Regions from separate parts of the Mus musculus genome. Here regions 2, 3, 4, 5, 6 and 7 are each linked to region 1. The links are chromatin loops, found by intact Hi-C in ENCODE. Cell type or tissue: left cerebral cortex. All regions are shown on one strand.

Evidence for each region. Hi-C counts contacts between places; a loop is a spot of excess contacts. Peaks named below come from ENCODE experiments on the same cell type or tissue, not always from the same donor. Only the 100,000 strongest peaks of a DNase experiment are listed, where the experiment ranks them.
Region 2: a loop joins it to region 1, with 3 times the contacts of the local background. A loop is called at or near these places in 4 of 42 quality-filtered maps.
Region 3: a loop joins it to region 1, with 3 times the contacts of the local background. A loop is called at or near these places in 8 of 42 quality-filtered maps.
Region 4: it touches region 1 in a loop (6-fold over the local background); 8 of 42 quality-filtered maps call a loop at or near these places.
Region 5: it touches region 1 in a loop (4-fold over the local background); 9 of 42 quality-filtered maps call a loop at or near these places.
Region 6: it touches region 1 in a loop (2.6-fold over the local background); 7 of 42 quality-filtered maps call a loop at or near these places.
Region 7: it touches region 1 in a loop (2.4-fold over the local background); 3 of 42 quality-filtered maps call a loop at or near these places.

Annotation. Positions count from the first base shown.
Region 1 is chr19:27,215,168-27,219,167 of GRCm38, forward strand. Vldlr (very low density lipoprotein receptor) reads left to right here and starts at 1,853. Exons shown (of 18, transcript NM_001161420.1): 1 at 1,853-2,529. The coding sequence starts at 2,448. All of the region lies in intron 3 of Gm35438 (a long non-coding RNA gene), which reads right to left. In left cerebral cortex, a CTCF peak has its summit at 1,713; DNase peaks (open chromatin) are centred at 1,378, 1,782, 2,455, 2,624 and 2 more places; H3K4me3 peaks cover 2,946 bases; H3K27ac peaks cover 2,948 bases.
Region 2 is chr19:26,886,323-26,890,322 of GRCm38, forward strand. Gm815 (predicted gene 815) reads left to right here. Exons shown (of 4, transcript NM_001033407.2): 2 at 57-162; 3 at 1,433-1,533; 4 at 1,987-2,325. The coding sequence ends at 2,109. Among named protein-coding and RNA genes, the nearest start is that of Gm815, 2.4 kb to the left of the region's middle. In left cerebral cortex, a CTCF peak has its summit at 2,085; a DNase peak (open chromatin) is centred at 2,064.
Region 3 is chr19:26,729,897-26,733,896 of GRCm38, forward strand. The region is part of intron 27 of Smarca2 (SWI/SNF related, matrix associated, actin dependent regulator of chromatin, subfamily a, member 2); the gene reads left to right. Among named protein-coding and RNA genes, the nearest start is that of Gm46648, 92 kb to the right of the region's middle. In left cerebral cortex, a CTCF peak has its summit at 2,088; DNase peaks (open chromatin) are centred at 723, 1,783 and 2,104; H3K27ac peaks cover 553 bases.
Region 4 is chr19:26,746,528-26,750,527 of GRCm38, forward strand. The region is part of intron 27 of Smarca2 (SWI/SNF related, matrix associated, actin dependent regulator of chromatin, subfamily a, member 2); the gene reads left to right. Among named protein-coding and RNA genes, the nearest start is that of Gm46648, 75 kb to the right of the region's middle. In left cerebral cortex, a CTCF peak has its summit at 1,523; DNase peaks (open chromatin) are centred at 1,569, 2,326, 2,917 and 3,445; H3K4me3 peaks cover 3,374 bases; H3K27ac peaks cover 3,253 bases.
Region 5 is chr19:27,423,402-27,427,401 of GRCm38, forward strand. It overlaps Pum3 (pumilio RNA-binding family member 3), which reads right to left. Exons shown (of 18, transcript NM_177474.5): 2 at 3,636-3,727; 3 at 2,395-2,613; 4 at 808-943; 5 at 105-180. The coding sequence starts at 3,720. Among named protein-coding and RNA genes, the nearest start is that of Pum3, 4.5 kb to the right of the region's middle. In left cerebral cortex, CTCF peaks have their summits at 2,493 (motif pointing left) and 3,277; a DNase peak (open chromatin) is centred at 2,459.
Region 6 is chr19:26,984,790-26,988,789 of GRCm38, forward strand. No RefSeq gene overlaps it. Among named protein-coding and RNA genes, the nearest start is that of Gm815, 100 kb to the left of the region's middle. In left cerebral cortex, no CTCF peak of the experiment used is centred here; DNase peaks (open chromatin) are centred at 1,912, 2,608 and 3,312; H3K27ac peaks cover 400 bases.
Region 7 is chr19:27,073,169-27,077,168 of GRCm38, forward strand. No RefSeq gene overlaps it. Among named protein-coding and RNA genes, the nearest start is that of Vldlr, 140 kb to the right of the region's middle. In left cerebral cortex, no CTCF peak of the experiment used is centred here; DNase peaks (open chromatin) are centred at 2,067, 3,044 and 3,960; H3K27ac peaks cover 335 bases.

The DNA of each region.
Region 1 (4,000 bases):
AGTTATCAGTTACTCTCTATGTTAATTATATGCATTCGTCCTTTGGAACTTCTTTCAGCCTCTAATAGGTTGGTCTGAAAGAGACCTGCTTCTTGAGGCCACAGATGATTTTGAGTATCATGTGGGTTGTTTCTGATTTCAGTTTACAGGTCAGATGGCAGGCACAGAAAAGGGAGTGGTTTGTTTTTATCCTTTGAAGTTACACAGAGGCAGAGGCAGTCGAATGATAGACCAAAAAAGCCACCAGGTTGAGTGTAGAGCCATAACTTGGCTTACCAACAGTTTATTTATGCTAGAAAGCATAATACATGTTTGTCAAAGTTAAGTCTTATGTGCCGTATCAATGTTTCCCTTGTCGTGTACCTTTCTCTCTCAAGTAAAACATTGAAAACAAGCTTGTGACGTCTCAGTTAACTATGGAGCCTGTTCATATTGACTATTTATTGACTTCACCTATGTCCCCCACCCATTTCATCAGGTGTAAAGTGACTATGAGCTTTTCAAGCCCCAGGGATACGAAAGTTAGACCATCCCCCTCAAACTTGGTCTGTGGACTGGTACTGGCTGTGATCACGTGTTCACCATGCAGTTTCCGCCCATCTCCTACCCTCTGATTATACACAACAGCATCCACAGTGAGCAGCTTTGAAAGACCCCATCTGCATGTGAGATTATCCATCACAATGAGGCTAAATTACACCGATCAAAATGTACCCTGGCTGAGAATTACCCCCAGGGTCTCCTGGGTACATGAGAACATCTCTCCTAGTAGACTGTCCCCAGAGAACTGCTCAAGAGAACCAAGGTGACATTACAATGCCAGAAGGAAGCTAGGACATGGAATCTGAAATCTGTCAACTTTGATTCATTCGAGGTACAGCAACTTATAAAACAGAAGCACATACACACATATTAACAGGTGAAATAATTTGGAAAAATCTGTGGTATACCACAGAAAGCATCTCAACCAAGGCGATGTGTTCAAGAAAACTGAAGTACACTAAGAACAAACCATAAACTTAGGTCCTGTCTGGCACCCACCTCCCTCCAATCTATCCTCTCTGGGAGGGTTGACTTCTTTCCCTCCACAATGCTTATAATTGAACGTTACAAACTATACCAAGAATAAATCTACCGGGGTCCCCTTCCTCCAACCAGAAAAAGGTTAAGCTTTTAATTACAGGCCCTCAAACTATCATTTTGTGCAATTAGCAATTAACTCTAATCGTTGATGAGAGAATGCAGAGCTGCGCTGGCAATTTCCCTCCTCCCCATCCCAGACTCGGTTATTTTAGTCTTGTTCTATTACAGAGGACAAGCCACAACCGCGGGAGCGCTCTTGTTCTTTCTCTCTTTCTCTTTCACACACTCTTACTTAAAGCCACATTTAATTTTTAACAAAATGGCATCTCAGCTTGCCATTGAGATGGGACTCCGAACCCCACAGCAGAACAGCGGAGCTTTCGCACCCCTCCTCTTCATCACTTTCAGGTTGGAAAGAAGAGTCCCCCGGAAGATGCTACCTACCGACCTCACTACATCAGCCCTTCCTAGGGGCTCAGGAGAGGGAGGAAAAGGGTTCCTTGCTGCCCCCCAGACCCCTCAACTGCCAGCCCCATCAAGCCTGGAGGCGGTGGCAAGAGCAGCAATAGTTGCATCAGCGCTCCTAGCCAAGGCGCCAGGAGGGTACAGTAGCAACTGTAGGGAGCTAGGGAGCGCACAGCTGCTGCGGCCGCAGGTTCCCTGGATCAGGAAATTAGGACAGGCACCCGGGATTGGAGGTGAGGACGGTGCGCGAGCCAACCAGCGGCCGCCCCGGGTCCCCCGTGAGCCCCGGGCCAACGCGCGGAGCAGTCGAGCCCCTGGAGCCATCCGGATGGCGGCGGCGACAGCCCCAGCCCCAGCCACTCACGCACGCACGCTGCCACTTGCCCCCGCACCCTCCTCACTGCGCGCGGGAGAGCGGTGCGTGCCTGAGCTGCTGGGCTGAGCTCCCCCGCTGGGGTCCCCGCGCCGCTCGGCCGCGCTCCTGCGGCCGCCCGGGTGGTTGCCCCCAAACCGCTCACTTGAGCTGTCCTCGGTGGCGAACGGGCTCCCCGCCCCCTCCTCCCGCGCCGTTCCCTCCCCTCTCCCTCCCCTTCTCTGCAACGCCTGCATTATTTTCCGCCCGCAGGGTCCGCGCGCACACCGCGGCCGCGGCGGGGGAGGTGACCGGGTGGGTGGTTGGGTGGGTGGCTGGCGGGGAGTAGAGTGTGCAAGTTGCAGGGAAAGGGTGCCCGCTCCTTGCGTGCTCTCCGTGCTCCCGGCTCTTCACTCCTTCCCCCTCCTCCTCGTCTCCTCCCTCCCCGCCCCCACCTCCTTCTTCCTCTCCGAAGGGCTGGTAACTTGTTGTGCGGAGCGAACGGCGACAACGACGGCGCGACGGAGGCACCATCCGGGCGGGCAGCATGGGCACGTCCGCGCGCTGGGCGCTGTGGCTGCTGCTCGCGCTGTGCTGGGCGCCCCGGGACAGCGGCGCCACTGCAAGCGGTGAGTGGGGACGCGCCCCTCCGCACTCGGCCCGAAACAAGCCGAGGCGTCCGCGATCGCCGCGTTCTGGGGGACCCCGGGGCTCCTCTTGCCCATCCCCTCCTAGCAGGCGCCTCTCCACGCTCCTCTCCTGCCTCCCCTCCCCACCCGGGTGGCGCCTCTGAGCTGTCAGAGCCGAGGTTACTGGGAGCCAGGCCCGGGGGACGGTGGGGTTTAGGGTGTCCTAAAGCGTCCCTTGAACTTGTTGTCATTCTTCTGTGTCCCCCTTCTTCCCAGAACCTCTGTTTTACATGGTTTTCACCCCCCATTGACAAGGGCTAGGGGATGTGGGCTTTGGAGCCACTGAACAATGGTTCTGCCTCCTCTGCCAGGCGGGCTGTTAGGACCGTGGCAGAGCACGGGGCCTGGAAGCCCGAGTGCGCCCCTCAGACTTAAGCAGGGTTGAGAGCGCACAGTGGGTGAAGGTGGGCGTCTCCGAGGACACCGGGCGCCAGGTGCCGGCCGAGCCGGGAGTCCTCGCGCTGCCGTGAGCAAGCGCACGTTCGGTGGGCGGCAGCCTGGAGGCCGAGCCATGACAAGTACGCAGCCTGCGCCCGGGACTGAGACTCCCCAGGCGCCGGGCCGTCTCTCGGGCTCCAAGAGTGGCTTTCAACTGGACTGTCCTCCGAGTGCTTTTCTTTCTCCCATCCCCGGGGATTCCGCAGCTACTGCGGCTTTTAAAAACCTCTGGGGTCTCTGAGATAACTGAACGGGGGAGGGGAGTGGGATCAAGACTTAATCAGGTTACTTTGCCGAGCCTCATTCTGGGCAACACTTTCCCCCAGAGAAACTGAGTCCCAGTGTAGTGACTGTAATTAGCCTTTATTCTGCACAATACGGCCCGAAGGTGTGGAGCTGGAGCGTGTGACTGGAGCTTGGGGAGGGCGGGGTGACTACTGTCGAGTCCCAGGGGGTCGGCACACTGGCTTTGGAGCCCTGTGTGTTTCCAGCACCCCATCTTGGGTCACACAACTTTCCAGAGCAGGTGATAAGATGCCTTCCTAACAAGGTCCGCGTCTGATCCTTGGCGGGCCACTGAAGAGGTCTTAGAGGTCTTAAGAGGTGACACCAAAGTGCTTGCTTGCCAACCAGCTCTAGGTAATTAGGGCAGAACGCTGTCCCAGCTCTAAATAGTCCACAATCCACATCTCCTGTCGCCGGGTAGCTTAGAAGGCCCGCCTGCGTGCGGTCACGTGTGTCCTGGAGTGAGAGCGAACTTTCAAGTGTGTGGTCAAGCTGTCTGTCGAGCTATGCTGGGGTGTTTAAGTCTCCCAGCGCCCCTGGGCCTTTGGTTCCGCTGTCCGGAGCGTGAGAAGCTGGGCAGGGCTTTTCTGCCCCATGCGATTGGCTGGTAGCTGGATTGCGTTTAGCTTGGTCACGTGTCTACGCGGAGTTAATTGAGCTGCCCCAGCTGGGTTACCTTTAAGATCAG
Region 2 (4,000 bases), 330 kb before region 1:
CGACAATGTTCTCCCCACTACAGCCTTTACTGATGTTTCATTAACAAGACTAACAGTCCTTAGGAACGATGCTTCTGTGCTGCGTAGAAGCCCATGCCATGGGATTCCAGAACACTTCCTTCTCTACGTTTAGAACTGCTTCCCATACTTTTTTCCCCCACTGTGAGTTGAGTTGGTAAACTTGGTCACTACTGGTATTTGTTTTTTTTTTTTTCCCTTAGCCCAGGGTAGCTTGGGTAACCCCCCACCCCCACCCCCACTTTACCCCTCTTCCTTCACATCCTAAACATTTGCTGGTCCTGACTCATTCTCTGTGTTATTTCTGCAAAGCCTTCTTTGAAACTCTCTACCTGGTGTTCTGTAGTAGATTAGTAGTTGCCATTCATGTAAATAAATGTGAGTGGACGGGCAGAAGGATGGGCAGACAGATGGAGATCAACCAAGAGGAAGTCAATCTTTTAAGACAAAGTCTCTCCATATAGCCCAGATTTGTCATGAGCTATACATTATCCTACCTTGATCTTGGGGTTGCTCAGCCCATTCTATGAAAAAAAAAAAAAGTCAAAATAAATGAGACTTGGAAGCCTCAAAGGGCCAGGACAGGTGTTTGATTTCTAACAAAGGGAAAACTATGCTGTATGTATTGGGATTTTTTTTCAGGGCCCAATTCCCCCCCCCCCCCCCATAATTCCTAGTAAAGGGTGACCAAGCAAACTGTAGAAGGTTCCATGCAATTCTGTACGGTGAAGGGTTTTGGTGTCAGCACACAGGGGATGGCAAAGTTTGGAGAAGAAGAGATGAAAGAGGATGGAAGAAGCCATTAAGTCTGCTGACCACTCAGCTACAGCAAGGCCTCCCTCATAGCATAGTCATCTGTCACTGTGATGGCTTATATATGCTCTGCCCAGGGAGGGGCACGATTAGGTGTGGCCCTGTTGGAGTAGGTGTGGCCTGTCACAGTGGGTGTGGGCTATAAGACCATTATCCTAGTTGCCTGTAAGCCAGTCTTCCATTAGTAGCCTTCAGATGAAGATGTAGAACTCTCAGCTCCTGCTGCACCATGCCTGCCTGGATGCTGCCATGCTCCTGCCTTGATGATAATGGACTGAACCCCTGAACCTGTAAGCCAGCCTCAATTAAATGTTGTCCTTATAAGAGTTACTTTGGTCATGGTGTCTGTTCACAGCAGTAAAACCCTAAGACAGTTACATATGACCCTGATCTCTTCTTCCAACTTTCTTTTCTATTTTTTTTAATAAAAATTAATTTATTTACATCAAACACTCCCCGCCTCCTGGTCTACCCTCACGGAGACCCTCCCCCAACCCTCCTCTCCTCCTCTGAGAGGGTGACCCCTCCCGCAGATATTCCCCTACCCTGGTGCTTCCTCCAACTTTCTTAGTTCCTTACTCTTCTGCCTTTGCCTCACTAGGTGCCTCAAGAGAGGAAGGACAAAGTGATACCCACTGGGGTCCAGCCAGCCCATCATTCCTGCATATTGACCCCGGAGGCCGGTGCCAGTGGAATAGCAGTGTGAGGTTCCTACCTGTCTTTTCTTGGCCCCTGGCTCAGAAGCTCCTAAACCAGTGACCTAGAGAGGCATCCCGACTCTCGATGCCAGAGGGAAAGCCCTCAGAGAGATGCCACAGGAATTCCTGCTTCACCCTCAACATCCATTAGCTTTGTTTGCTTCCCATTTAATTCTCTGAAAATTCGAATCCCACAACCGCTACACAAATATGTTTGGATTATAAACCTTAAGATCTAGGCATGGAAATAAAACCCAAGTCTGTCTTGCCCATGTTTTCGGGCCCACTTAGAACAGTGGCTAGCTTTCCTTTCCTTAAGCATTTAGGATCCTAGAGGAAGCTCCACAAAAGGGTCTTGCTTTCTATTTTAAGATGTAAATGTCATCATATAATGTGGCATTTTCAGTAAATAGCTCTCTGCTTGCGTTGATATTTCTTTCCTTGTCTATTTATACAGATTGGCTGCATCTCGCCTCGCTGCCACATGCAGAACGGGCTGTGGGTAGTGGCGCGTTTAACATCTGCCTTATTTGTAGAAATTCAGGCTGCTTACAGGGCTTTGCCACTAGAGACGACATAGCCACAGAGATCCTTGAGCTTGCTCGTCGGTGGCTGAGTGAGGATGTTTCTATGAAGCATTAGACATTATAGTAGCTGGATTCTAAATTTTAGTGCACACCAGCAAATTATCCTTTGAAAGACCCCTTAAGGCAATTTCTAATTCCATCCGGCAGACCCTTGAGTACCATTTATTATTTTCTGGATAATATTTTGTCATTTCTTATATTAAAAATTTCATATTTATCATATATATATTTATTTAGTCAGTTCACTGTCTTCTTTGACAAATGTGTTCTGAGTCCCCTCTCCCTATCCTGCTTCATCCATAGACAGTGGGAGTTACAGGCAAGAAGGGCTTGTAAAGATAGCAGATTTGGGCCTTTTGGTAATGATGCATGCTTTTAATTCCAGCACTTGAGGGGCAGAGGAAGGTCGATCTCTGAGTCTGAGGCCAGCTTGGTCTATAGAGCAAGTTCCAGGACAGCCTGGATTACACAGCAAAACCCTGACTAAATGAAACAAAACAAAACAAAACAAAATAAAACAAAACAGAAGATAGCAGCTGTGTAAGTAGTAACCAGCAGTGTCAGGAAAGACCCTCTGCCTGCTGGGGATGCCCCTTACAAGGATACTCTGCTCTTGTCCCTAGAGAGCCATCAGATTGCCACTGCAGAACTGCTGGGGGTGTGTGTGTGTTGGGGGGGAGGGGCTCATAATCACAGGAGAGACTCTGAATCATTCCAGAGAAGGCGTGGCTAAAGGATTTGGGAGGTGTGGAGAATGGCCAACTTCAGTCAAGGGTAAAGACAGGGAGGCTTTACCCACTTCAGGGTATCTCTGGACTTGGCTGGGTACTACTACAGGCTCTGGGGGCCACAGTGCATTTTTCATCATCATACTTTGAGAATAATTGAATGGACAAGCATGAAGGGTCTGCTAGGACAGTGACAGTGACGACTAATAACTTCCAGCTCCATCGATTGTTGAATCGTTACGTTGTGAGCCATTGAGAAGAGAGTTGCCATTCTAACCGGGATATGCTATTGATTACAAATACATCCTGCTTTAATAGATATAAAAATGTGCAAACAAAGAGTCTTGGGTCCTATAAAATATGTTAATAAGTTAATTTATGGCAACAGTTCCCAACTCCGAAATACTTACTGTGTACACAATACTCTAAAACATTATCTTATTTAGTTGTTTTTACAAAAGTTTGATACCTCATCTTCTAAAACAAATAAAACTCATAAAACAAACTCAACACAGTGCTCTGACTTGCAGTGCTCACCAATTCCCATAGTGTAAATCCACCTAGATGGTCATTTTTGACATCTCAGTAGGAAACCACTGAATGTAGAGTAGGGAAGAAAAACCCAATCCCTGCAAGCCAATGGCAACTGGCCCAGACACTGCTGGAGACAAGGATGAAAATGAAAGGTTCAAAGCTCCACTTAGAATTGTTGTGCCCATTTTGTGAACCCCAAAAGACCACCAAGGAGCCAATTCTGATGCAATCACACTAGGGTCTCTATTACAAGCTTGAGCTTCGGCTTACTCACCCACTGCCTACCCCGACTCAGCAGGATGAGTTGGTGAAGCAACCCCAAGCCCTCGACATGACAAGGTTTTATAGGAAATGGTGAACAAATGAGGGGGTGACCAGCCTGGCAAGTGTCTAATTGAATGACTGTTGGAAGCCAAGAGGTGGGTGCTCTGAAGCAAAACCATGAACCATCACGAAGAGTCTGAAAGTACATCTGAAACAATCAGACTTATCTTTGGTTGACTGTTGCTAGGAAGTAGCTAGGGAGTAACCTGGGGGCTAGGGGGAGGAGGGTTATGGGCCAAGGACAAGCCTTGGAGTCCTTCCTGGTACTTGGATGCAACTTTGGTTCAGCTACAGGTCG
Region 3 (4,000 bases), 490 kb before region 1:
ACAGTTCTCGAAAATGCCCACCTCCTCTAATGGCTAACAGCTTCTGCCTCCTGAAGAAGCCTGGCTAACATTCTGTCTGCTGATGGGCTCATACTACTCATACCGGTTTAGAAAGCAAAGGCATTCTTTGTCTCTGTGAACTTCCCTTATCCTCATTTTTTATTAAGACAACGGTTCTTGTTTTTGCACCGGGGATAGTCAATCTAGAAGGTGCAGAAAAGCGTGTTAACATGACTTAAAAATATTCTTCTACAGTGAGTAGTTGGTAGCTTCTGCGGGGTTATACCCAAGGTGTTAACAGTGTCATGCTAAACATTAAACTTGTATGCATCAGTTTGTGCTCCTGATATAATTGGTGTCTTGCTAACTTCCTTTAAAAAGCATACTGTAGCTTGTGTTTGAGAGCAGGCATTCCGTCTACTAGTATTGGCAGAGTTGTGATGAGAGAGCATGGGTAGGGCCAGAGCTTTTCATTTGATTTCAGTCATGTGTGTTCTACCTGAGATGTTTCTAGCATCGCAATGCTGGTGTTGTTCTTGAGGACTGGGACTTTGACAAACTGGGGTTACTGCAAAGCTAGAGGCTAAGCTGACTGGTGATTTTCTGGAGGGCTCTGCTCTGCTCCTTTGGTCTCTCTGCCAACTTCAGAATGCTTCTCTTCCTTAAAATGCTTAGCGATAACCTGGAATTTGTTTAATTGCAGAGTGGAGTGATTTTGCCCCCCAGCACTTGGAGATAATTAGAACACGATGTAGATTGTGTGCTCTGTCTAATGTGTAATTACAGCTGGGCGGAGACAACGGATTTTGGAGAGCAGGCCTTTGTCACGTGGCGGATCTGATGTCTTGAAAACGTGGTTTTGAAAAGTCCCACTTAACTTGTTTACTATCATGAGCTTCCATAGGACCTCACATGTCCGCTGTGTGCTCTTTGAACACTGTGTGATTAAAGGTGACTACAGAGGCTCCTGGCGTTGAAGGAAAATGCTTTTTCTTTTTTTTTTCTTTTTTCTTTTTCTCTTTCTCTTTCTTTTTCTTTTTCTTTTTTGGAATGATGCCCTGTCTAGTTGGACCCCAATATCTTTATGATGTGATGGAGATGAGGCGAGTCGATAAGACAGGTATTGTCAGAGGCCATAAGATTTCAAAAATGAGCCTCTCAGGAGCAAAGACAGAACATCCATATTTTTTCCTTTCTCCCCATAAATCTGCTACCAGATGTGAGTATGCATTTCTAGAGGATCTTTGGGGTCCCCATGATCACATCTGCTTTCCATGAGGAGGACATTGGGAGTTTTCTTTTCACAAAGCCTGATCTAAATGAAAGGAAGTGCAAAACACTTCAGATTGATAACAGCGGGGCGGGATGATTGGTAAACCGTAAACCGTGGAATTTACTTTGGCATTTTGAAGGTGTTGTCATGCCAGCATGCACATCCAGACAGGATGGATCTCTGTACTTGGCCACTCAGTGCAGGCAGCCAAGGTGCCAAACTCTAGAGTATAGAAGGCAGACAGCTCCCTGAAGATTGTGTTCATAAAGTACCAGAAACACACACACACACACACACACACACACACACACATACATATACCCAAGAAAAACCCAAGAGGTTGGAGTTTCAAATAGCATATTTGGAATTCTGCTGAAATACATTAGAAACAATAATATCTCACGTGTATGAAGAGGTAGGCTGTAGACCCTTTGGGAGGGTTTGAAACATGGTAACATCTCTGTTTGGGTTGGACGAAGTCTGATCCACCCCAGATCAGAGACAGGCTGGGATCTCTTAGCTCTGTTTTGGCTGAGAACATCTGTGATTCTGGGAAATGTAATTTTCTCTAAAAATAATTTATTTCATTCTGGTAGGATTTCTTGGCGACTTCATCTACAGCATAACATGCCTAGAACTTTTTATATTTTTATATTTTATGTTCTGTTTGTTACCTTAAATAATCTCCTTAATTTTGTTTAAAGACTACAAGACTTAAAACAATTGACCTTTTACTTTTTTTAATGGCATTTGGGTTTTAAAATGAGGTCATCTGATTTACCGGGGCAGAATTTTCTAGCAAGCTGCATTTCCGTTTTTATACACAAGGGAGAGCTAAGGCCCTAGAAAATAGATGTAGGTTTCACCACATTCCATCTTTGGGTGGAAGGACTGAACTAATTAATGGCGTTAAGAGCTGTGAATTACTGGGCGGGGGTGGGGGGGTTGGGGGGAGGGAATATTTGACAGAAGTAAAGGAATTTTAATAACTTCCAACAGCTTTTATTTTATATGCACTGGCCAGATATCTATAACAGCCATTTAACCCCAGTATGTTCCCCTTTTGTTAGAATTCAGCAGGGTAAATTTAACAGAAGGAATAGTCCTCAGAGGGCTGGCAGAAATAAACAGTAAAGGTTGAGAGGCCGGACAGACTTGGGGCAAATGATTGCTTTTCTTCTTTCTTCTTTTCTCTTCTTTCTTTCTTTTTTTTTAAACAAACAAACAAACAAACAAAAAAACAAAAAAAAAAACAAAAAAACAAAACAACAAAAAAAAAAACCTCTTAATGGCTAGAATTTCTGGTCTTGAATTTTATTGTTAGAAATCAGGATTTAAGCTGGGCATAGTGGTGCACGCCTTTAATCCCAGCACTCGGGAGGCAGAGGCAGGCGGATTTCTGAGTTCGAGGCCAGCCTGGTCTACAAAGTGAGTTCCAGGACAGCCAGGGCTACATAGAGAAACCCTGTCTCGAAAAAAAAAAAAACAAGAAAGAAAGAAAGAAAGAAATCAGGATTTAGCTCTCAAATCAAACTCAGTCATCAAAAAGAACTGTGGAGAATTGCCCTGGCCTTACACATACAAAGAAGCAGCACGTTCATATTCTCTTGAGAAGAAGTTGGGGGGAGGGGGGAATTAATTTGTTTCTATGGGGAAAGAAAAAAAGTTTGGAGATGTCTTTTTTTTTTTTTTTTCCAAATCAAGATTTGGTGTTTAATCCTGTGTATTTATTTAGATATATATATATTTTTTTTAAAAAGCAATAAGGCAAGTTGACAGAAGATGAATGTTAGAGTCAGGCAGATGGCCAAGTTCGGTGCCAGCCTGGTCTATCTAGCAGGTTCCAAGCCAGTCAAGGCAATATAGAAAGACTCTGTCTCACAAAACAAAACAAAACAAAACAAAACAAAAAAAAACAAACAACCCAATAAATAGTCTTTATTGTTGGTAAGGGTTGGGGCATGCACTGTTTGGGGAGAATCAATCAGGGCACGGTGACTCCATTTTCTCTGGGTGGAATGAGAAAGCCACTACATAAGGCCACTTTCTCTGCAAGCTAAGGCTTAGTGGCAGAGAGCCCAAGCCTTGGGGTCAGCAGGGGGTCAACTCCGCCTCATGACCTGGTAGCCTTTGAACTTCTAGGAGCTTTCTTTGTTTTGTTTTGTAATTTAATTTAATTTTATTTTATAAAATGTTCCACAAGGAGGGAGTCTGTGTTTGAATGTATCTCACACAAGAACCAGGATCCTAAAATGGGAGAATAGACTTTTAAGAAAAAAAAAGACTCAACAGTTTCTGAGAAATCCCAAATGGGAAGTAGGAGAAGAAAATAGTTCTGTTGTGTGTCCTGAAGAGAAGGTTTGGGTTAACGGGGAGAAAGCTTAGGGTGGGGAGCTTAACCAGGAGGGCATGCCTACTTACTGACAATGTCACAGCTTCTGGCCACGGGCATCTTCCACTCAAGCCAACCGAAGTTCACCCAACAGTTAACTAGCTCTGGCTAGTTCTCACTGAGCAGCTTGCCAGCTTACCCTCACTCAGCCAATGATGATCTTGACTTCAGTTTTCACTTTAGCCCGTGCTTACAGAAAGAATGTAAGGGCTGGCAGCCATGGAGTGCGAGCCCAGGCCTGCTGCTACCCATGTGGTCTTTGAAAGGCTTTTCTCCAGTGTGAGGAGGGCAAGCAGTGTTGGCAGAAAAGGGCAGAAGAACCAGAACCTGCCTGT
Region 4 (4,000 bases), 470 kb before region 1:
GTGCCGAGCCAGTGGCCGCGTGTACGGACCTGCCGTATATGGACCTGCCGTTTTTGAGATTCTTCTCCTCATTTATAGAGGATTCAGGGTCTGGCTTTCTAAAGACGCTTGTTTTAGTAAGGATACATACAGAATATTTGGTTCTCATCACTTAAAGTGCACATATCGGTAAAATGAAGTACATTAAAAATCTTACGCAGCTGTCACATCAGAGCTCCTAGATCTGCAACCTAGTTGACCACTGAGCTCCTGTCCTGTGAGTGGCACCTTGCAGTTTTTGGTCACCCCCCACACCCCATGTTTGGAGGTTTTATGTACACCTTTCTTAATACTTTGCTTTTGGAGACTGTAATAATCGAAACTGTAGCCATTGTCCCAAGTCCTGGGTCTGGAGTTCTGCCCCTGCCCTCCCCACCCTGGGACTAAAGGGCCTGGCAGCAGTTTGCTGTTACTTTTTGAGATTGCTATTATAAGAGCACGCCTCACAGTGGAACTACAAACTCATAAGAATGCTGTGATTTGGTTGTTAGTGTTACTCTTCCGGTTTGGGGATCATGTCTGTGTTCTTGGTGTTTAGGGTCTCAGCGGAAGGAGACCTAGCCTTTTAGGACATTACCCTTTGGAGATGTGAGATTTCCCCCAGAAAGCACCAGGTTGTTTGTAGTTTTTATTCACATCCTTTCTTTAACACTTAGCCTGATGGACACACACACACATACACAGTCTCTCTGCCTGTGTATGTCTCTGTGTCTCTGAATGCCTTCCTCCCTCCTCCCCTCCCCCCTCCCCCGTCTCTCTCTCTCTCTGTCTCCCCCCACACACCTCCCAATTAGAGACCCTAAAGGAAAAGCCTCTCCCATCACCACCTAGAGGGAAAAGAAAGAAATCTGTCAGGGAAGACATACTACAAATACCAGGTGTACTATCAGAATATGCTTGGTTTGTTTGTTTTTCTTTTTCCTCTATTTACCATCTATAGTCTAGTGATCTCCAGAATTCCTGCTTTACGTGTTTCCTAGAGATGGTTTGGGCCATAGTGAGAGGGCCCTATCACACTGCCGGGTGCTTCAGCGAGGAGGCAAGGGTGGGAACAATGGGCAGAGTGGCTTTTTGTTCTCCCGCCGCTGTTTACCTATTCACAATCCTGAAGCTGCTCCGCTGTGATGGGGGATGTCACGTGTAACTCCACCCCCGCCCCCACATCCCCCACCCCCTGGCTGAGAAGGAGCATAATGCCGGCTTTCGAGACCTTCCCTCATTCAGTGAAAGATGTAGTTGGCGTGTGTCTGGATGACAGAGAGGCACGGTGGAAGCCAGCACGTGTGGCTGATTATCGGGGCTACCATGTGCTTTACAAGCTCCGGTGTCTGCTCCGGAGCTGGTCCCTGCATGGCCGCCTCCCGGCCGTCCTTGTCAGCACCGCTACTTTCTTAAGAATCATTGGAGAGCAAGCCTGTCCCTCCCTCGCCTGTGCGTGCACATCCTGTTTCGTGAAAACGTATTTTTCTTTTAAGCAAAATTGAAAGAAAGAAAGGAGAGCGAGAAAGGAAGAGGGTGGGGGGAAGAAGGTTGCCATCCAGTGGAGGAAGGAGTAATTTCTAGCTTCATTCAAGGAAGAAAAAAAAAAAAGCACACACACACACACACACACACACACACGCAGGCTGAAGTATGCTTAACTCTTTTAACTTGGCTGGGGCTTTTTAGCACCATATGGGTTCTTTCGTGACGTCCGGACCCGAAAGAGTGCAGTGTGCCTTTAAGGAAAGAGGTACCTCACCAAACTTCCCTGTAGTTGTGCCTCACCATTTAGGTAGGGAAGGAAAGTGTTAATTTCTTATTTGTACACTTTTTTTCCCCCCGACTTCCTTCCTATTCACTTCATTAAATCTAGAGGCGGTTCAGCATGGGAGCCGTCTGTATGTTGAATTAGGGCTCGCTCTCTTGCGCAACACGTCACCAGTCGGAAACTGGGGGTTTGCTTCTGTGATTTATTTCATTATTGTGCTGGTAAAAGGTTTGGAAGGGAATTCTTTCTGGGGGTAGTACTTTTAGCATTGTGTTGCAAGTTTTTTTTTTTGTTTTTGTTTTTGTTTGGTTTCTTTTCTTCTTCTTCTTCTTTTTTTTAATCTCCCCCCCCCCCCCAGCTAAGTTGTCCGTTGAGCTAGCTTAACAAATAATATTTTTAAATCAGAGAAGCCCCCATAATTTCCCTTACAAGCAAGAGAAATCTTAAGTCTAACTCTTGAAGTGCGAAAAGCATCGGGAAATATGGAGGGAATTGATTTCCATTAGAAAAAGCCCCTTAGAAACCACAGAACATGAAGCCCTGCATATAGATGTGTTCCCGGTCTTTGGGGAGGAGGGAAGATTTCGGTAGCTCTCTGCATTCCTGCATAAAAACCTTAACTTAAGGGGAATAATGGTCAGTACTTTGTGTGTTTTCCTGTAACTCCAGAACGTAAATTTAATAGGAATCTGCAGTATTAGCAGTTGTAATAAACATTTGTTTGACTAGTTCTGTTTGCAATTTAATTTGTTTTCCTTCTTAGGTACTCACAGGCGTAGAGATTTAAAAGTCCAAATATCACAAGCTTATGTTTTGTTCCCCGTTTTTTTTTTCAGAATGGGGGGGGGGGTAGAACAGAAATACTCTTTTCACAACCTCCCCCTCCTCACGGATCCCACTGAAAAGAAAAAAAAAAAAACAGTGAAAAATTTTGCAGTATGAAAACCGAAAGTGAAGTATCACAGTTATTTGAGATTTTTTTTTATAGAGAAAAAATAACACTGTATTAAAATACAGGAACCTGAGAACATACACATTGCTTTTACTTACATGCATCTGGGGGGGGGGGTGCGGGGGCGGGGGAGGGCGCGGGTGTTTTTCTTCTGTGTTAAAATCGTTTTAGACTGCTCCAAAACCATGCAGCATATCTTTTCAGGGGAAAAAAAAAAAGACTAAGATGAAGCATAAAATACAACAACAACAAAAAATCTTTGCTTTAATCTTTAAAAAATACATTTGAATATTCATTTGTTTTCTTATTGGCTTAATTGTTAAAAATGCAAGCAAGATTCAGCAACCACCTGAGCTAAAAATCTCTAATTCTGCTGCCTGGAATAATAAGGGGGGAACAATATGATAAGTAGTTGTCAATATTAAAACAGGCTGGAGGAGGAAGGCTTGGGGCCTGGTCGTAGGTAGAATGAAACAGCAGATTTGAGTATCCACAACCCTTCCAGTATTAAATTTTCAGTAAAATAAAATTACTTGTATATGAAAACATAGCCTTTCCCAGCTCTCTTTTTTTTCCTGATCAGCTGATGAAGAGACTAGCAGCTCGCTGCTTTGCCGGCTTGTTAATTTTATCCCCACTAACTGTGATTTCCGATAGCCGGCCTGCTGATAGTGGTAAGGTAAATATCCTTTTTCGTTGCCGTCTTGAAGATTCAGTAGAACTACATCCCAGGCATGTGTAGGTGTGTAACACATCAAAAGCCGCTGGTCTCCGTCTTTCTGTGTGCAACTGGGTGCTGGAGGAGAGGGCTGTACCATTAACTGTTGACAGGCTTGCGTGCTGTATTTATGATTAGCATGTTCAGCCTCCAAGATAATGCGGGACCATTTCTTTCTCTTATCTTTGCTTAGCTGCACTGTGTTTAGCTGTATAGTGGGTGTCCTGCTTTTAGGCGAATGAATATTAATGGAATAACGGGGAGCGTCTTCTTCTTCTTCTTTTTTTTTTCTTCCTTTCTCCTTTTTCTTCATAACTCATCAGGTCTCGCCTCTTTCATAGTGGTTTTCTGAACACTGTAGGATTGTGATGGAGATTGTCTTTTGATTATTAAGGCCTGGGCTCAAGCTGTCCCTTAGGGGCCTGTGTGTGTGCATGTTGCTTCTATGGATTGGCACATTGCAGAGTGCATTGGAAACAGTTTTTGTGGTTTTTTTTGTTTTTTTGTTTTTTGTTTTTTTTTAAAATCCCATTGGCATTTT
Region 5 (4,000 bases), 210 kb after region 1:
CATTTTTCAGGCCCCTGTCACCAACAGCCAACTACTCTTCCCTAAGAGCAAAGGAAACCTGAATTTTTATTTTTTAAATGGAATAATGAGCACACTCTACTCACAGTTTTAATTTTCCCTTGAATCAACTTCTGCAAATCACTCATGAGCTTCACCCGTTTTTCCTTGTCACAATCTTTTCTGCAGAGGAAGCACAGATGAAGTTATTTTAAACATGAAAACCAAACACCATGCAATACATGGTCACCAGTTCAGTGAGGTTTTTCCTTTGAAGGCAGCAAATCTTTGACATTAAAATTATTATTCTGGAGCAGCCAGACAAAAGCAATTTTCTCAGAGACAGAAACTCATCTCACAAGGTATAATTTTATGCATCAATCTAAATCTTAACAGCCAGAACTTCAGAAGCAAAGAAAAATAATAAAACAATCTCAGATGGCAAATACTTAAACATCTCAAAACCTAGCTGATAAGAAATTGTCCTTCATTTTCTAAGAAATCTTTCAGGATAGATATCAAATCTATTTGACTCTCTCCATTTCCATAAAGCTATCTGACACCATCCTAATGATTTCACACACGGCTACACTAAGCAGCCAGCCATCCTGCCACCATGACAGCAGACTGCCAGTACACAACCAAGAAACCAGGCGCAGTCTCTGCTGCCTAGAGCATGGTCTGTTTGCAGGACACCCCTTCTTGCTGCCCTTGTCTCAGACAGGATGCCTAGAGCACTGTCTGTCTGGAGGACACCTCTTCCTGCTGCCCTTGTCTTGGTCGGATAAGAGAGAAGTGGCTCTCAGGTACCTTCTCAAGCTCTCCCAAATGTGCTTTGCTCGAACCACGATGTCATAGTTGGTCTTGTCACTGAGCTGCCTGCTCTGCTTCAGCTCTTTCTTCTTCTTTTTGAAGTCATCCCACTTGGGTTTCTTGGCTCCTGATTCTAGATCCAGATTCAATGTGTTTAGCATTCCAAATACTATACCCGAATATGAAGTTAGTACAAAGGGCGATCACCAGAACCAATCTCATTCTAGAAGCTACAAGGGGAAACCATAATTTCCCAGAAGTTTTGCATTTGATCACAATTTTTAGCCAGTCTATACATTTAAAATGTATCTAAAACAATGTATTTAGTAGCTTTTTAAAAGACAAGGCTCTCACAGGCCAGCCTCAAACTCAGTAAGTGCATGCAACACCCTGACTGGCCACAGCCCAGCCATTTTAATGGCTTACTATTCTTAAGAGGACACCTAGTATGGGAACTGAACATGAAAGGATTTTAAAAGTGCCTACAAATGTGAAACACCATCTTCCGTTGTGAAAGAACACTCGACTTTAGAGCACAGACAACTGTGCCTTTAAGCCAGAGTTTCCAATGGAAACAAGTCAGTCCAGGTTAAAACAGGAAAAATAATTTGAGAAAGCCACTGTTCAAAAGTGGGTGGTGAAGCTCAGAGGTGGAACACTTGCACGTGGGATTCCTCATTCAATCCAAACATCACAAACTACCCAAACTCCACGTTCCAAGAGCTGTCATGCATTACTTAACTCTTAGAGCATGAGGTAGCTATGACTTACTCACCCCTGCCACACTAGGGAAGCAGGTCCCACACAGCAGGTCCGTGCCAAAGCCTCCTGTCACTGCTACGTGGTGGACAGGGACATAATCACCCACAATCACCTTTCACTCCTGACAACGCACAGCAAGCTTCTAAGTTCTCTACAGATCCATGCTATAAAGCTTGAGTGTCTACCTATGCCTGTGTCGTAATCTTCGAAAGCTGATTGCATGATCAGTTACACAACAGTAATACCCCTCAGGGGAGGAAAATGAAATGAATACTCCACTAGGGTATTATTAATGGCAGTATCTCCCCTGAGTCCTTTAGAAATTAGTTATTTCCAAGGTCTCCCACTCTCTGATTATAAAAGTGACTCAATGCAAAAACCAAAAGAATAAAAAGTAAACGAGTCATAATAAATCCTAGGTATAAATACCATGTATTTTTTCATCTTATGAGTGTTTTGCTACATGCATATCTGAGCACAGCATGTGTGCTTGGTGCCTGAGGAGCTCGGAAGAGGACACTGATCGATTCCCTTGAACTGGAAGTCTGAAGAGATGGGTGTGTGCAACCACGTAGGTGCAGGGACTCAAACTTGGGTCCTCTGCAAGAACAAGTGCTCTTACCCGCACAGCCAACTCTCCAGCCCCAGTAAGAGAAATTTTGGTTAGGAAACATGCTGTTGTTTACTTAAAACCTTGTGTGCTTCCTTCCTTTTACTTCAAGCTGCTGCCTGTCTTGGAGCAAGGACAGGTGGTCTCCGACAGGGTGGAGACCTGCGCGCCTTGGTCAGGGAGGCTTCTGCAACGGCTCTGAGACAGCTTACCATCACTTTCACCATCTGGCTGGAATTTCCGCTTCTTGCTGAATTTATTTGCCTTCTGAAATTTGTCCTTCGGTCCTTTGCCCCCTTGTGGCTTGTTCTTGAACTGCTTCACACCTTTCTTGCCAGGTTTTGTGGCACCTTTCTCAAAGTTCTTAGATGTGACTTTAGGTCCGCCTTCCTTAACAGCTTTCCTTGGGAATGTCTTTGAAGAACTAGACTCTAGCAGTAACAATGAATATGTGTTAGTTCACTGACTCTGAGCCTTAATCACCAGCATCCACTCAACTGCACACCACAGAGAATGGCATGCTCTGTAGAGCAACAGACAGCCTTACTCTTAAATATGCATTAACCCTTTTGAATAGATTCGTACTTAAACAATCAAATCAAAAGAAAACTTTCCGATTATAAAACTGCAATATAGACTAGTGATGTAGCCCCAGAAAGTAAAGGAGTTCACAATAAACTGTAATTTACCTCCTAGAAACAACCACTACTGTTAGCTCAGCATAGTTTTGCCGTTTTAAGCATATGCTAGAAGTTACTGGCTCTACCATCAGTATTTATACAAAAACCTCAATCAGTGGTTCTATAAGAGTCTAAGAACAAAATGAATATCACTGACGATAAGTATATCATAAAAATGAGTGAAAGTGTATTTCTGAAAAGGTCTAATTCTGTAAAAAAAAAAAAATAAATTAAAGCCTATAATAAAATTATTTGGTTAAAATTTTTGGTCAAAAAGCTTACATATACCTAACAAACAGGATGCCAATAACAATAGCTGACTTAAGACCATTAGGAGGGGAACATAAGACAGCTTAGGAAACAGTTATCTATATAGGCCTGGATGTTTCTACTCTGCAATACTGACACCTGATGGAATAACAGAGGTATCACCATTCAAAATTCAGAAGGCAAAAGCTGTCAAAATTAGCCAGCTCCAACTCACCAATGTTAAAATGAATTGTTCAGAGAATAAATGTGAACACCATGAGGCCACATCCACTGCTGACACAGAGGAGCTTTCAGAAATAAAAAAAATTCCTCGATTCTTCTGGCAATCTCATAGAAGTTTCATGAGGAACAGGTCAACTTGTGGACAGTAGCAGTGGCCTCTTTCTCCCACGTTTACTGTAATCCTAGCCCATGAACAGAGTGGCACCTGCCATAAATCCCCACCCCCTGCCCCAATCTAGGTAGTCACCAGAAGGGAAGCACCTTGGGAAAGGCCATCTTACCACTGTTCTTATGAAATTTATTCTTTCCTTGTGATGTCTGTGGACTCTTTCCTGTAAACTTTTTCTTCCCTTTGACTTCCATCATAGTACTTCTGAAAAACAAAAGCCAAAACCACAAAGAATCACTGACTTGCTCATCCAATAAGAGTCATTAAGTAGTTGCTACAGCGTTTAGTCCTTGAGTTCAGATGCCATATAAAGTAACCAGGCACGGCCTGGAGGCTCTCAAGTCCACCACGTATATAGTTAACCTCTAAGACATTAAAAGGAAAGTCAAAAAAGATCCCAGCCCAAGCACACCCTAGCTGGCTCAATACAGACCACTGTAAGAGTAAACACCACTGTCTGCAGCTTCTAACCTGGGA
Region 6 (4,000 bases), 230 kb before region 1:
AACAGAGCTTCAAGGAGAACTAGGAAGCACTGCCTTATATGGAGAGGAGTTAAGAGTGGAAGAAAATAAACATGATATCCTTAGCACACCCCACTCACACGTAATGAGCAAGCATAACTCTTAGCTTACATTTTATAAGTATAATAAGAAAACTATCAACCAATGTACCTCACAGGTACAAAACTCCTAGGCAAAATGCTATTAAACAGTCTAGCAACATATAATAAGACAAGGCATGAGGCCCTTCTGGTTTTACTCTGAGAATGCAAGATAGTTCAAAGATAGGTTTAGAATTCCAATTCATGTAATTAGCCATATTAACACATCTAATATTCCCCTTTTCTTTGAGTTTATATGGCTTACATTGTGATTTTTCCAGATATCAAATAACATGTTACTATGTAAAGAAAAGGCTATGACAAATATAATCTATTTCTAGAAAATGGGAGATGCAAAGAGAAACATACGACTCCCAAAAGGACTATGGGTAGAAACAGCAGCTACGGGGCTTTGTATCCTATGCTTCTCTTCTGAAGGAGAAGCTTGGGAGTTCCTCTTCTTACCCTAGCTGCTGTTTCAACATGGAACCAGAGTCCAGTCAGAGGTGGAAGGAAGAGGAAAAGGTAAAAGAAGAAAACAGCTCTCACCACTGCTGGAAATCAAAAGATACCCAGAAAGATTTTCAAATCTATGTGGGGAAGTCTAGCAAGTTTCTGCTTATACATTGAATGCATCAACTGGAACCTACAAGTTAGAGCCCACAGAACATATTTTGAAGATATGAACCTCTTAGGTGTAAATATAAGTAAATATATGTAAGACATTCAACTTTCCTGAACGTGTCTGGTAGAGGCAATCAATGTAGCAATAAATTATGATTATAGACTGAAATACTAAGTATTATAAATATTGCCAATTTCTCCAAAATTGGTATATAAAATAATTTCTAGAAACGGACAAGTTAGTTCTAAAATATAGATACACAAAACAGCCACATATATCCTGGTAGAGTAAGGTGAGAAGTATTGCTCTAAGAATTGTTACAACTTATTCTCTAGTAAGTATGACAGTGTATTATGCAGCTATATAAATATGCCAGTGAGACAAAATAGGTAACTCAGATAACTTGCCTGTGTGCACATTGCCATTCTGGATATGAAAAAGAAGTCCTGAGAGAAGTCAGATGGAAATTGTCCTTTGCTGTATTTTGTTCTTTTGAGCTAGGGTCTCATAGCCCACGATGGCATGAACCAGTGTGTAGCTTAACAATCTGCCAAAAAAAAGGGGGGATTAGCATTTTATATGATCCTCTATGGAAATGGATTCTCTATGTGTAAGTAAACTGTGTTATATAGCTTTAGAAAGGTGAAACAGGAGACTACTATCAGGAAAAACTTTAGAATCGAAGCATCCCACCGGAGAGTATCTTCAGGGAAGAACTTAAGCCACAGGAACACAGTATACATGAAAACACAACCAAACTGACAGTAAAAATCAAGATTTTATTTTCACTGAGAGCGATAGAAGCTCTGAGGAGGAAAACGAGGCAGTAGCTGTTATATAAGATAGAGCTGATGTGGGGGATGGGGTTAGGAGAATGGAATCGATAAAGAAGTGGAAATCAATAAGAAATGATGTATAGAACCTGACAAGGAAAGGGGAGGAAAGCGTGAACAAGCACTTCAGAGAGTAAGGGAATTCTGGTGGGCCGAGCGTAACAAGTCCCTAGGATCTATGTCATGGAGATGTCATTAAAGCACACTGAGATGTCTTTGCCTCCAGATATCCTCAGCAAATAGGCAAACAAAATCCTTGCACATTCAGTAGTGTCTGTCTGTGATGTGCCACTGGCATACACCTTTTAGGAAGTGACCTAGGATGCTCAATGAATCATAACAACAGCTAACCCATGCCCTGTGTCTATTTCTGCATACAAACTCATCAGTCTGCATGCAGGCAGAGAGGTGGTTGTGAGAGGGAGCAACATACTGAAGATTTGACAGGGTGTTTGCAAGATTCTTCCTGGATTGCAGTAAGAGTCACAGGTCTTCAGAGGAAGAGAACACACATACACAGGAGGAGGAGAGAGGCAAAATAAGGAACTGACCATGGGGCCATGGTGGCAGCATGGCCCCACAGTCTGACATTTGTGAGCTGGAAGCAAAGGGAAGATGGAGGTGTAGATTCAGTCCTGATTAAAGGGCATGAAGTCTAGGGAAGCCGATGTTATGTCTTGGTCCAAGGGCACAAGACTGATGTCCCATCTCAAGCAGTTAGGAGAAAAGATACATATAAAATGTCCTTTTCCTTGCTTCTTCATTCCATTCAAGCCTCAATGGCTTGCACCACACAGGAGCACATCTGTGCATGCTTGCATACACACATGCACACACACACACACACACACACACACTGTGCAGGGCAATCTGCCTTATTGAGTCCACTGATTCAAATGGTAATCTTATCTGAAAACACCCCCCCCACACACACACACACACGAGACATTCTGTTTAATCCAACCACATGGCATAGTCAAGGTGACATATACTTTTAGTCATCAGTACACAAATGAGTCCTGTGAAAGGACAGATAGAAGTTATTTTAGCCTTGTAGTGCCATCTGGTTTCTATCACAATTACACAACACCACCGCTGTAGCTGAAAGCAGATATAGATAACATGTAAATGAATCAGCAGTTGGGTGTTCCAATAAAAACCTTATAAGAAGGAGGGAGGGAGGGATAGGACTGAATTCAGCCACGGACCACATTTGCCAATTTCTCTCATCTAAGTAACAATTGTATCTGTTTGCATTATCATTATATATTTTGTGTACTTCTATAAACATGCTATTTTTACAAAAAGAAAATAACTGAGATCCAAGGAAGACTTTTAGCCGCTGTAAGCATCAGGGTTGCAGAGTTAGGAAGCCTGAGAGGGATTTGAGTCTTGCCCACTTGCAAAGTCCTGGGCCTTGGGTAACATGATGTAATCTGCACACTGGACACACTACACCAACCTAATGGGTTTGTGTTGAAGGTTAACTGAGATGTTTGGGTCAGGCACTGACTAGAGCTTTCAGCTCAGTATTTTTTTTCCTCTGACAGATAAGAGCAGATCTTATGCCATGTGTTATTACCCTCACCAAGACTTTAAGGAAGCTCTCATTACTTTTTGGCAGAAACGATCTCTTATGGAAGAAATTTATAGGAGACTCAAAAATATACATAATCTCCTCTATATAATGTGGAAATCACAAGTAAACATAGTTTATCGCCGACATGTGTCGCCTAGTATTTCTTGGAAAGCACCTGATTCTTGGCATACTTTGAGTGCTAAACAGGGGACTTGTAAAAATATACTTTACAGTCTCTCCAAATGTAAATTATAGAAGGAAGAAAGAGTGTGAAGGAAGAAGTTCATTTCTCATTCCAAACTCAGAATGACTGTGCCGTAGACATAGGAGAGTCTTACTGGATGATAAGACTGTCTGGCTACAGAAGGGCCTGTGGGAAGCATAGTCATGGCCGCTCAGGATTGCCATATCTCAACCCCCCCCCCCAACTTTGACAGTGTTGCCTTCTGTGACAATATGGACTTGGCAGTGGCTCTAATTGAAATCAGAATGTTGAATGGGGAGAATGACTCAATGTAAACACAAGGGGCCTTAGAGATGAAGAGAGAGGTAGGAAGATTAGAGGCAGGGGTGTTCAAAGATGTTATGCTGATGGTTTTAAGAATGGAGCAAAGGGTCCCAAGTCAAGGAGTATGGTGGTCTTTAGGTGGTAGAGAAGGCAACATAGATTCTCTCCAGAACCCATCGATGAAGTGTGGCAGAGTTGATGCCTTTACTTAAACCCACCAAGACTCATTTCAAATTTCTAACCTACAGACAGGTCTGTGTTGCTTGAATCCATTAAGTGTATGGCAGTTTGTTATGATAATAACAATTACAAACTAATAAAACTGTCTAATTGTGTCAACCTGGGGCTAAACATGAC
Region 7 (4,000 bases), 140 kb before region 1:
TTTTGACACATAGCTAAATTAGATTAGCTTCTACCAGTGTGCCAATGTCCTAGGCCATCCTTGAGCTAACCCTGGGCTTGGAATTCAGTAAGAATATTACCTATTCAGTAACATTCAGAATTAACTCTAGTATTATAAGAGAGACAGTATTACAGTTTACTTGAATAGAGCTAGAAATCTCAGGGCTAGTTTACATAGTAAATACTTAGAACAATAGCAGAGTCATAGTAGTAGGGAATTTCCCTGGTGCATGCTTTTCACTAGGCCCAGAGGAGTAGCATAAGTAGGTATTTACTAAGGGACCCCTGGTGGTGGGTTTAACAATAGACTAGTATTGCATCAGACCTTTCAGCTGGATCCTGTGAATAGCTGACTTTACATAAGGCGAATCTTATCTCAATTGTAAACATTGCCTGGTTCCTGCCAGTGTTTTTGTATGCATTTTTTGTTTTGTGTCCGATAACTTCAGTGTACCGTGGATGACCTTAATGTATCACTTAACTTCTTTGTTTTCTGTAATATATAAGTCTGATGCTCACTTTGACAAATTACATTCAGATACAACACTCCCTTGTGTTCATGCCTTTTTGTCACTTTTTGCAAACTCCCTGGCCACCTGTACCGGGACCCTGATTCTCCCATGGATTGAGGGGCCACTCCAGCCTTCTAATGATAAAGAAAGAATTTTTTTCTCTTTCACTTTCTTTTTCTCTTTTTTTTTTCAAAAGGCTCTGATTCATAGGATTTTATTATACTTACTTCTAAATGAAAAAAATAAATTTTGAGTTGAAATTAGGTCTTTTTAATTTTTAATTTTTATTTTATTGGATATTTTCTTCATTGACATTTCAAATGTTATCCCCTTTTCTGGTCCCCCCCCTCCGGAAACTCCCTATCCCATCCCCCCTACCCCTGCTTTTATGATGGTGTTCCCCACCACCAACTTCAGCCCTGGCATTCCCCTACATTGGGGCATCAAGCCTTCACAGGACTAAGGGCCTCTTCACCCATTGATGCCCAACAAGGCCATCCTCTGCTACATATGGGGCTAGAGCCATGGGTCGCTCCATGGGTTCTCTTTGGTTGGTGGTTCAAACCCTGGGAGTTCTTGGGGGTCTGGTTGGTTGATATTGTTGTTCTTCCTATGGGGTTGCAAACCCCTTAAGTTCCTTCAGTCCTTTCTCTAACTCCTCCATTGGGGACTCCATGCTCAGCTGGTTGGCTGTGAGCATCTGTTTGTATTTGTCAGGCTCTGGCAAAGCCTCTCAGGAGACAGCTATATCAGGGTCCTGTCAGCATGCACTTTTTGGCATCCACAATAGTGTCTTCATTTGGTGACTGTGTATGGAATGGATCCCCAGGTGGGGCAGTCTCTGGATGGCCTTTCCTTCAGTATCTACTCTACACTTTGTCTCCATATTTCCTCCCGTGAGTATTTCGTTCCCCCTTCTAAGAAGGACTGAAGCATCCACACTTTGGTCTTCCTTCTTCTTGAGCTTCATGAGCCTGTGAATTTTATCTTGAGTATTCCAAGCTTTTGGGCTAATAGAAAATCACATTACACATCTACCATTTAAAAGAAGGTGACCTGTGAAAGAATATATATCCATACTGTTTGGGGAAATGAAACGGTTAAGAGGATAGCTGCCCAAAAATTAGGGGGAAAAAGTTTAATTGAAGAATGAGAGAAACCATGCAGGCTGTCCTTGTAAAGATGAGGCTGAAGGCAGATCTAGTTTCACCTGAGCACACATGGCATTTTATGAGCAAAATCAGCAGGGAACATCCTAGTGACTGAGTGTGAGGTGTATGTAGTTCTCTTCTCCATCTGAGAGTCTTCATCACTGGGAGTCTCCATCCTCGGGTAGTTACAACTCATGCTGAATTAATTGAATTAATATAAACCAAGGTGGGGAAAGTCTTCGCAAGAAGCATTTTCCTGCCTGGAGCACAGACGTGTTTGTATTTCAGTAAAGGTGTTACGATTTCAGCAGCTGAGCTGGAGGTGGCTGCTTCAGAAACCAGATGGCCTAGAGGCCCTGGGCTTTTGCAGGGTAACTTAGCAACATCAGGCTGCTGCTGACATAGAGCAAAGGTGCAGTTCCTTATTGCTGGTCCTTGAGGTGATCGCATTTCCTACTGTGACCAAAAGAAACAGTGAGCAGGCTTGAGGATGCTTTGTTTGGGTCTCAGAAACCCTAAAAGCTATCTGAGGGAAAAGGCCTTATAAAATAGCAAACAACACACATTGGCAAGTCAGGGTCAGGTAAGCACGAATGGGCTTCTTTTTTCCCATCTAAAATCCAGAGTAAATGCCCATAAATGCATACAATTGCATGGATTTTGGTGTTTCTATCAGGTCATTGTGCTTTGGGTTTAATTCTCTCAAACGCATTTCTTTAGGACCAAACTCACAGTAGCCTCCCCCAGAAAGATAATTTCAGTTTATTATTGCTCTGTTCTCATCCAAGTTGGAACTACGGGGAAAAGAAGGCCAGTCGAGGAAGGAGGAAGTGTGCTGGGTATCGTGTGTATGTGTGTAAAACTTTCACCATGATATCTTAGCAAGCTGTCAGGGTTCTAAGCAGGGAATTGTGCTATGGTACCCATTTTAAACAATACACTAAAAAGACATGTACAGTATGTGTTAAATTATAAGATGAGCAAACAACTGAGCTGATATGTTAACATGAGATCATTCTGAATCTTAAATTGATGCTATTTTTGATATCTTCACTTCCTTGTGCCTTGCAACACAATTCCCAATAGCCCAGAGGCAGCCTCATCTTAAGTGCTCATTTGTGAATGAATAAAAAAAAAAGTGAAATATATATACACATAAATATCTATGTATATATGTGATGTATATATATATATATATATATAAAATACATACACACATATCAGCATACTAGACAGCTCTAAACCAGAAGTAGCTCTTCTTGTTTGCCATAACACGAGTGACATTGTGCTAAGCTGAAGAATCCAGGCACTGAAAAACAAACACCACATGATATCATCCATAAGTGGGATATTTAAAAAGCCAAACTCACAGGAACAGAGGCTGTAGTGATGACTGACAAGTCTTGAGGGTGGGAGGTGTTGAGGGTGCTACTGGCCAAAGAATATAAAATTTTAACTAGAAGGAATATTCTATGTTCAGGAGATCTATTGTCCAGGCAAGAAGATTATAGGTAAGAACCTTGCTTCAGGGGCTTGCACAGAAAAGTGGAGGTTGTGTTCCCACCACAGTGATAACTGTTTCAGGCAGTTACCTTGTTTGAGACATTCTACAATGTATGCCTATTTAAAAATATTATGGCAAACACAATAAATGCAATATTGATTCTCCAATTAAAAATAATATAACAGATAGACAAATATGAACAGAAAATAAATCTATGTTCTTTTTTAAATTGTATACCTTGTTTCTTTTGATAAACTCTAAGCCCAGTCATTTGTTTACACAGTAAGGCAGGGCTGCCACTAACACAGGCGATATGTCCCATTCGTGCCTGTAAGCTACATCGCAGAGTCCATAAATTCAGAGTGAGAGTAAACACACTTATCTCTAGTTTGTCAATTAAGATGCTGCTGTAACACATTGCTCTGTTTGCCAAAGTATTTAAACATCGTCTTTATTCATTGCTTCTCACCTTCCTACCTAAAATTGGCAGTCCCCGTTGTTATCCTCACTTAAGAAGTCACACTACCCAGGGAATAGCTGGATTAAAAGCTATGATGCCCAAATCTCATGGATGAGTGCTTGGGGGATCTTCTGTCTAGACTCAATGAATAATTCAGAAGACCAGGTCCTGGAAATCCAGTTCGGACTCTGGCAGACTTGATTGCTTTTGAGCTGTGGCTTCCAGGAGGTTGCTCATCCTTGGTTTCCCTCAGATCTCTCTGTCTTTGAGGGAATCCTTTAAGAGTTTATGTAAGGCTTGGAAACCAGCCTTCTCCCTGACTCTCCTCACTCCCTTAGCCAAAAATATCTGTG